Regions from separate parts of the Homo sapiens genome. Here region 2 is linked to region 1. Evidence: read pairs that join two places in POLR2A ChIA-PET (ENCODE). Cell type or tissue: PC-9. All regions are shown on one strand.

Region 1 (4,000 bases):
GGTTGATTCAACATTTGAAAATCAATCCATGTAATTCACCATATTAACAGAGTAAAAAATTAAAAAAAAAAAAAACCATGATTATCTCAGTAAATACCGGAAAAGCATTTGATAAAACCCAATGTCCATTCTTGATAAAAACTCTCAGCAAACTAGATATTGAAGGGAACTTCCTCCACCTTATAAAAGGCATCTAAGATAAACCTACTGTTAACATCGTACTTAATGGTGAAGATAGAGTGCTTTCACCCCAAGATAGGGAACGAGACAAGAATATCTACTCTCACCACTTCTATTCACATTGCACAGGAGGTTCTAGCCAATGCACTTAGGCAAGGAAAAGAAACAAAAGGCATGTAGCTTAGAAAGAAGATGTAAAACAGGCTTTACATGCAGATAACATAATCATCTACTCAGAAGATCCTGTGAAATCTAGGGAAAAAGTTATTTTCGAGACAGTCTCACTCTGTCACCCAGGCTGGAGTGCAATGCTGGGATCTCCGCTGGCTGTAACCTCCACTTCCTGGGTTCAAGCAATTCTCGGGCCTCAGCCTCCTGAGTAGCTGGGATTACAGGCGCGTATCACCATGCCCAGCTAATTCTTGTATTTTTACTAGAGATGGGGTTTCGCCATGTTGGCCAGGCTGTTCTGGAACTCCTGACCTCAAGTGATTGCGAGTCGTCCGCCTCTCCCTCCCAAAGTACAGGAATTTCAGGCATAAGCCACTAAGCTCGGCCAGAAAAAGCTATTAAAACTAGTAAGTGACTTAAGAAGGCTTCAGAATACAAGCTCAATAAACAGAAAACAATTGTCCTTCTGAATACTACCAATAAGTAATCAGAAATTGGAATTCAAAATTCCAATATCATTTACAATAGCAACAAAAATATGATTTGCCTAAGTATAAATCTAACAAAAGATGTGCGGCCGGGCGCGGTGGCTCACGCCTGTGATCCCAGCACTTGGGGAGGCCGAGGTGGGCGGATCATGAGGTCAGGAGATGGAGACCATCCTGGCTAACACAGTGAAACCCCATCTCTACTAAAAATACGAAAAAAATTAGCCAGGCGTGGTGGCGGGCGCCTGTAGTCCCAGCTACTCAGGAGGCCGAGGCAGGAGAATGGCATGAACCCCAGAGCAGAGGTTGCAGTGAGCCGAGATCGTGCCACTGCCCCCCAGGCCGGGGGACAGAGCGAGACTTCATCTCAAAAAAAAAAAAAAAAAGACGTGCAAGACTGTACACCAAAAACTACAAAACATCGCTGATTGAAATTAAAGAACACCTAAATAAACGGGACACACAGTCATGAATCAGAACATTCACTATTGTTAAGTTACCACTTCTCTCCAAATTGACCTATGGATTCAATGTAGTCCCAATCAAAATCAAAATCCCGACAGACTTCTTTTTTTTTTTTTTTGGTAGCTGATTCTAAAATTCATATGGAGATGCAAAGGAGCTATAAATATTTCATAAAATTTTGGAAAAGAAGAACAAAGTTTGAGGACTTACACTTCTTTTCTTTAAGACATTATAAAATTTGGCCAGGTGCGGTGGCTCACGCCTGTAATCCCAACCCTTTGGGAGGATGAAGGGGGAGGATCACTTGAGGTCAGGAGCTCAAGACCAGCCTGGCCAACATGGTGAAACCCTGTCTCTGCTAAAAATACAAAAAATAGCTAGGCATGATGGTGCACTCCTGTAGTCCCAGCTACTCAGGAGGCTGAAATAGGAGAATCACTTGAACCTAGGAAGTGAAGGTTGCAGTGAGCCGAGTTCGTGCCATTGCACTCCAGCCTGGGAGACGGATGGAGACTCCATCTCAAAAAAAAAAAAATAATAATAATAATATATATAATTTATATATATAAATTATTAAAATAGTACATGTACTTCCAAAATATATACAACTATTATTTTAAAAGACATATTAGAAAGCTACATTATTCAAGACCATGTGGTCCTGGTGTTAAGATTTAAAGAAACATAGGTTAATTGTACAGAATAGAACATCCAGATATAGATCCACACGTATCTGGTCACTTGATTTTCGACAAAGGTGGAAGGTAACACAGTGAGAAAGGACAGGCTTTGCAACAAAAGCTGCCGGGACGATTAGGTCTCCATGTGCCAAAATGAGAACTTTGACTCCTGCCCTGCACATATAAAACTGACTCAAAATTGGACCATAGACATCAATATAAAATCAACTATTGAAGAAAACACAGGAGAAAATCTTCATAATCTTGGATTAAACAAAGATTTCTTAGACCAAAAGCATAATCCATAAAAGAAAGTATTAATAGCTGGGTGCAGTGGCTCTTACCTATAATCCCAGCACTTTGGGAGGCCGAAGTGGGAGGACTGCCTGAACTTAGGTGTTTGAGACCGGCCTGGCCAACATGGCGAAACCCCATCTCTACAAAAAATACAAAAATTAGGCTGGGCATGGTGGCTCACGCCTGTAATCCCAGTGCTTTGGGAGGCCGAGGCGTGTGGATCATGAGGTCAGGAGTTCAAGGCCAGCCTGGCCAACATGGTGAAACCCCGTCTCTACTAAAAATACAAAAAGTTACCCAGGCGTGGTGGCAGGTGCCTGTAATCTAAGCTACTCAGGAGAGGCAGGAGAATTGCTTAAACCTGGGAGACGGAGGTTGTAGTGAGCAACCTGGGCAACAGAGTGAGACTTTGTCTTAAAAAAAAAAAAAATAGCAGGTTTGGTAGCTTGTGCCTATAGTCCCAGCTACTCCAGAGGCTGAGGCAGGAGGATGGCTTAAGCTTGGAAAGTTGAGGCTACAGTGAGCTACGATCATACCACTTCACTCCAGCCAGGACAACACAGCAAGACCCTATCTCTTAAAAACTAAAAAATTGTTCACTTTACATATTATATGTTAATTATACCTAAAAAAAGCTGTTTTTTTAAAAAAAGAGTTTGAGCAACATCACCTCCCCTGCTCCTACTCTTAAGACTTAAGAGAAATTCAAGGCTAGGCACGGTGGCTCATGCCTGTTATCCCAGCACTTTGTGAGGCCGAGGAGGGTGGATCACCTGAGGTCAGGATTTCGAGACCAGCCTGGCTAACATGGTGAAACCCTGTCTCTACTAAAAATACAAAAATTAGCCAGGTGTGGTGGCAGGCACCTGTAATCTCAGCTACTCAGGAAGCTGAGTCAGGAGAATCACTTGAACCTGGGAGGCAGAGGTTGCAGTGAGCTGAGAGGCGCCACTGAACTCCACTCTACTCTAGCCTGGGCAACAGAGTGAGACTCCCTCTCAAAAAAAAAAAAAAAAAAAAAAAGGGCAAACTCTTTTTTTTTTTTGTTTTGAGATGGAGTCTCGCTCTGTCGCCCAGGCTGGAGTGCAGTGGCACGATCTCGGCTCACTGCAAGCTCTGCCTCCCGGGTTCACGCCATTCTCCTGCCTCAGCCTCCTGAGTAGCTGGGACTACAGGCGCCCGCCACCATGCCCGGCTAATTTTTTTGTATTTTTAGTAGAGACGGGGTTTCACCGTGTTAGCCAGGATGGTCTCGATCTCCTGACCTCGTGATCCGCCCGCCTCGGCCTCCCAAAGTGCTGGCATTACAGGCGTGAGCCACCACGCCCGGCCAAAAGGGCAAACTCTTAGAGTGGAGTGCTGGCTGCCAGGGGCTGGAAAGAGAGGAGAAGGGGGAACTGTCCTTTAATGTGTGTAGTTTCAGATTTGTAGGATGAAAAAGTTCTGCAGCTCCGGGAAGGTGACTGCCTGCCAAGGAGGCAGGCGGCCAGCCACAGTTCTGACTCCAGGAGCCACATGTACCTATGCCTTTTTTTTGGGACAGAGTCTCGCTGTTTTTGCCTGGGCTGGAGTGCAATGGCGAAATCTCGGCTCACTGCAACCTCCGCCTCCCGGGTTCCAGCAATTCTCCTACTTCAGCCTCCTGAGTAGCTGAGATTACAGGAGCCTGCCACCACCCTGGCTAATTTTTGTATTTTTAGTAGAGATGGGGTTTCACCA
Region 2 (4,000 bases), 170 kb before region 1:
CCTTTGAAAGGCTCGGTCATATTCCAGTGTGTGGATGAAGCACATTTTGTTTACCCACTCATCTATCAGACCCAAATTCTTTCAGTGTATCTAGTCCTGTTGAGTGGCAGTGGGGAAGAAACTGATCTTCCATAAGTCAAGGTGGTGTCATAAACAGATTTGCGATTTTCACATCCACTTGCTGAGATAGAGCAGTGTTCCCTCCCTCCCTCCCTCCCTCCCTCCCTTCCTTCCTTTCTTTCTCTCTCTTTTTTAGATGGAATCTTTATGCCACCCAGGCTGGAGTGCAGTGGCTTGATCTCCGCTCACTATAACCTCTGCCCCATAGGTTCAAGCCATACTCCCGCCTCAGCCTCCCCCAGTAGCTGGGATTGCAGGCATGCACCACCACACCTAGCTAATTTTAAATAAATTTTTAGTAGAGACAGGGTTTCACCATGTTGGCCAGGCTGGTCTCGAACTCCTGACCTCAAGTGATCTGCCCACCTCGGCCTTCCAAAGTGTTGGGATTACAGGTGTGAGTCTCTGTGCCTGGCCAATAGAACATGTTCTAAAGAGATGTTCAGGTGTTCTCGTTCCTTTAATTCTAGTGTTTTAGTTTTCCTCCGGGCTTTTGTGGACAGGTATCTCTTGGGAGACATTCGGAGTTCAACTTTTGTATAATAACACAGATCAGGTGCTCCTGGTGGACAGCGTGACCCAGCGTCAGGGATTTGGTGATGATTTGGGCACCCATGTATGTGGGTTTGGTGCCCACTGAGCTGCCCCTGGGCCCTGCTCCTGTGGAGCCAGCTGCCCAGCCTCTCCTCATCTCTCTCCAGCTGCACCAGGAGGCCAGAGCCGCCCTGACCCAGGCTTCCTCATCTGTCCAGGCTGCGACAGTGACTGTCATGGGAGCCAGGACTCTGCTGGCTGATCTGGAAGGTACGTGAGTCCAGCTGACCACTAGGCTGTGTAATGACGAACGCCCCTGACAGCCACTCACCTCTCGCCTCAGCCAGGGCAGGCTTGCAGAGGACAGGAGTCTGGTCTTGTGGGCTTAATTAAGCCAAACAGACTTTCCCTCCACCTCTCAGGATCCTGCCCCATCTCATACATCACTCACCTCGGACTTGCCCATGTGGCTATCCCATACACCCCAGGTCATCAGACCACATGCAGAGCCCCTCCAGACCAAGTGAGAGGAGACTCTAACATCATTGGCTGTTCAACCAGGTCAAGTCCACTCTGGCCTGGGCTCCAGTTAGTTATCTGATACAAATATGGCTGTCCGGGTCCAATGTTGAGTTGGGGCTATGGGAAGCAGATGGAGTTTCTCTTTAGAAGGGGCTATGGGTTGATGCCAGTCTAGTGCCCCCATTTTGCAGATGGGTAGGCTGAGGAAAGGAATTGCTATTCATCCCTGGGTCAGAGCTAAGCTGGGAATAGAAGCCAGCAAGTATTACGATTCTGCAAGTATCCACCTGTGTGATGGGCTTCTGTGATACCCAATTTGCTCCAGAGAGAAGCCCCCTCACCCTTTGTTTGTGGCTCCTTATCCAACGGGCTGGATAAGGCAGGAACACACTCTGAACCCCAGATGTCTCTTGGGGTCTGAGGCCAGAAGTCAGGCTTCTGCTGTTGTTCTGTGGCCTCCCTCCCCAGCCCTGCCCACTGCCCGGAAGAGATGGAGCGCTAGCTGTGGACCCAGCCCCTCTGGGGCAGAGGATGGGCTGGTCAGTGCTCCTGTTCCCCAGCTTCCTGGCGGCTTGAAGTCCTAGTCACCCATCGTTTGGGGACTTCCTGTCGGAAAGGCGTGGCCGTGTGTGCTTAAGTATCTAGAGTCATATTTAGAAAAAGGTACATTCAATGACTTATAATGATGGAATGTTAGGATCTTAGAACATTAGAATTATAAGAGGTCTTAAGGTCATCTGCTGCAAATCTCACACCTGGCAGTGGACTCGCCCACCCTCAGCTTGCCTATCTCCAACAATGGGGGGCTCACTACCTTACAAGCTTTTACCTTCTCATTGTCGGGTTCTGAGAATGAGAACATTCTTGTGTGTAGTGGATGGAAATTTCCTTGCACTGTTCCCATAATCCACAGGAGGGCTAACCTCAAACCTCTAACCCCAGGCTCTTTTCCCCATTCTGATCCCATTTTAGAGACACCCTTTCTTACCACCAGCTTGGCTGTGCTCAGTTGGTGTTCAGGATAAAAGGAAAATTCACAAGGTGAACTGTGGAGCAGTCTTCCCCAGGGTGTGGCCGGGGGTCTCCTAGCCTATTGATACGCTCTGCCAAGAGAGGGTTTGTGTTCAAATAAGTTTAGGAACTGTCTCTTGCTGCAGCATCCTCTTGAGGTCTTACAGAGAACGCTTGAGAATATTAAAGGTTCTGAGAAGGCCTGTAATAAAGAAACCTGCTTCACTTTCAACTTAATTGACACTTCCCCCTAACGTTTGTTAACACCGTGGAGAATTAGGGCTCCACACAATACATGCTGAGAAACATCAATTTTGTGTACAAGGAGCAAAGCAGGTCTAATTTCTGGATGGAACAATTCTATAATATTATGCCCTCAAAGATTAGAAGGCTTTATTCATTTTAAAAATTGACTTTTACTTTGTCCACTGTAATAAGTGCTTTTTTTTTTTTTTTTTTTTTTTTTTTGAGATAGAGTCTCGCTCTGTTGCCTAGGCTGGAGTACAGTGGCATGATCTCGGCTCACTGCAACCTCTGCCTTCTGGGTTCAAGTGATTCTCCTGCCTCAGCCTCCTGAGTAGCTGGGATTACAGGTGCCCGCCACCACACCCGGCATTTTTTTTTTTTTTTGTATTTTTAGTAGAGACAGGGTTTCACCAGGTTGGACAGGCTGGTTTTGAACTCCTGACCTCTGGTGATCTACCTGCCTCCGCCTCCCAAAGTGTTAGGATTACAGGCGTAAGTCACCGTGCCTGGCCTGTATTCAGTTCTTTTGATGATAAACTTCCTTTAGAATTTTTTTTTGAGTTGGGGTCTCACTCTGTCACCCAGGCTGGAGTGCAGTGGTGCAATCATAGCTCACTGTAGCCTCCAACTCCTGGCCTCAAGTGATCCTTCCACCTCAGTCTCGTGAGTAGCTAGGTCTATAGGTGTGTGCCACCATGCCCAGCTAAGCTTTTGTCTTTTTGTAGAGATGAGGTCTCACTATGTTTCCTAGGCTGGTTTTGAACTCCTGGCCTGATCCTCCTGCTTCAGCCTCCAGAGTAGCTGGGATTACAGGAATGAGCCACCGCACCTGACTAAATTTCCCTTAGAATTTTATCTGAAAGGAAAGGAAATAGTCTCTTTGTTTACCAAGAAATAAACTACTTCTTATTGGATAATAAAATCTATGGGAATTCTAACATTTCCTCTGGGTGTGGTGGCTCACACCCGTAATCCCAGCACTTTGGGAAGCCAAGGTGGGTGGATCACTTAAAGCCAGGAATTTGAGATCAGCCTGGCCAACATGGTGAAACTCCATCTCTACTAAAAAAAAAAAAATACCAGCCGTGTATGGTGGTGTGTGCTTATAATCTCAGCTACTCAGGAGGCTGAGGCAGGAAAATTGCTTAAACCCGTGAGGCAGAGGTTGCAGTGAGCTGAGATCTCTCCACTGCACTCCAGCCTGGGTGACAGAGCGAGACCTTGTCTCACTGCACTCCAGCCTGGGTGACAGAGCGAGACCTTGTCTCAAAAAAAAAAAAAAAAAAGAGAATTGTAACATTTCCCTTTTTGTCTTGATTGCTTGAAAGCTCAGTGGTCAATCAAACATTTGGTTTCTGCAATGTCATTATCGAGATTTTCTGGTACTTCTCCCTCTCCTCTGTCCTTCCTCATCCCTCCAGTTACATCAGACTCTTGGTTTTCCATGGTAAGGATCCATTTGTTGATTTACCCATCACTATACACTGCCTTAAAGCATTGTTTAGACGTAGGCAGTACATGAAAATGCCGAGCTGAGCAGACTGAGCCATGGACTGTGCTAGTCCCC

Evidence for each region. Peaks named below come from ENCODE experiments on the same cell type or tissue, not always from the same donor. Only the 100,000 strongest peaks of a DNase experiment are listed, where the experiment ranks them.
Region 2: POLR2A ChIA-PET joins it to region 1 with 5 read pairs; 3 of 35 experiments call an interaction of 5 or more read pairs at or near these places.

Annotation. Positions count from the first base shown.
Region 1 is chr9:131,247,160-131,251,159 of GRCh38, forward strand. No RefSeq gene overlaps it. Among named protein-coding and RNA genes, the nearest start is that of FAM78A, 27 kb to the right of the region's middle. In PC-9, no CTCF peak of the experiment used is centred here; no DNase peak of the experiment used is centred here.
Region 2 is chr9:131,081,238-131,085,237 of GRCh38, forward strand. LAMC3 (laminin subunit gamma 3) reads left to right here. Exons shown (of 28, transcript NM_006059.4): 24 at 822-924. Among named protein-coding and RNA genes, the nearest start is that of AIF1L, 13 kb to the right of the region's middle. In PC-9, a CTCF peak has its summit at 2,179; a DNase peak (open chromatin) is centred at 1,804; H3K27ac peaks cover 730 bases.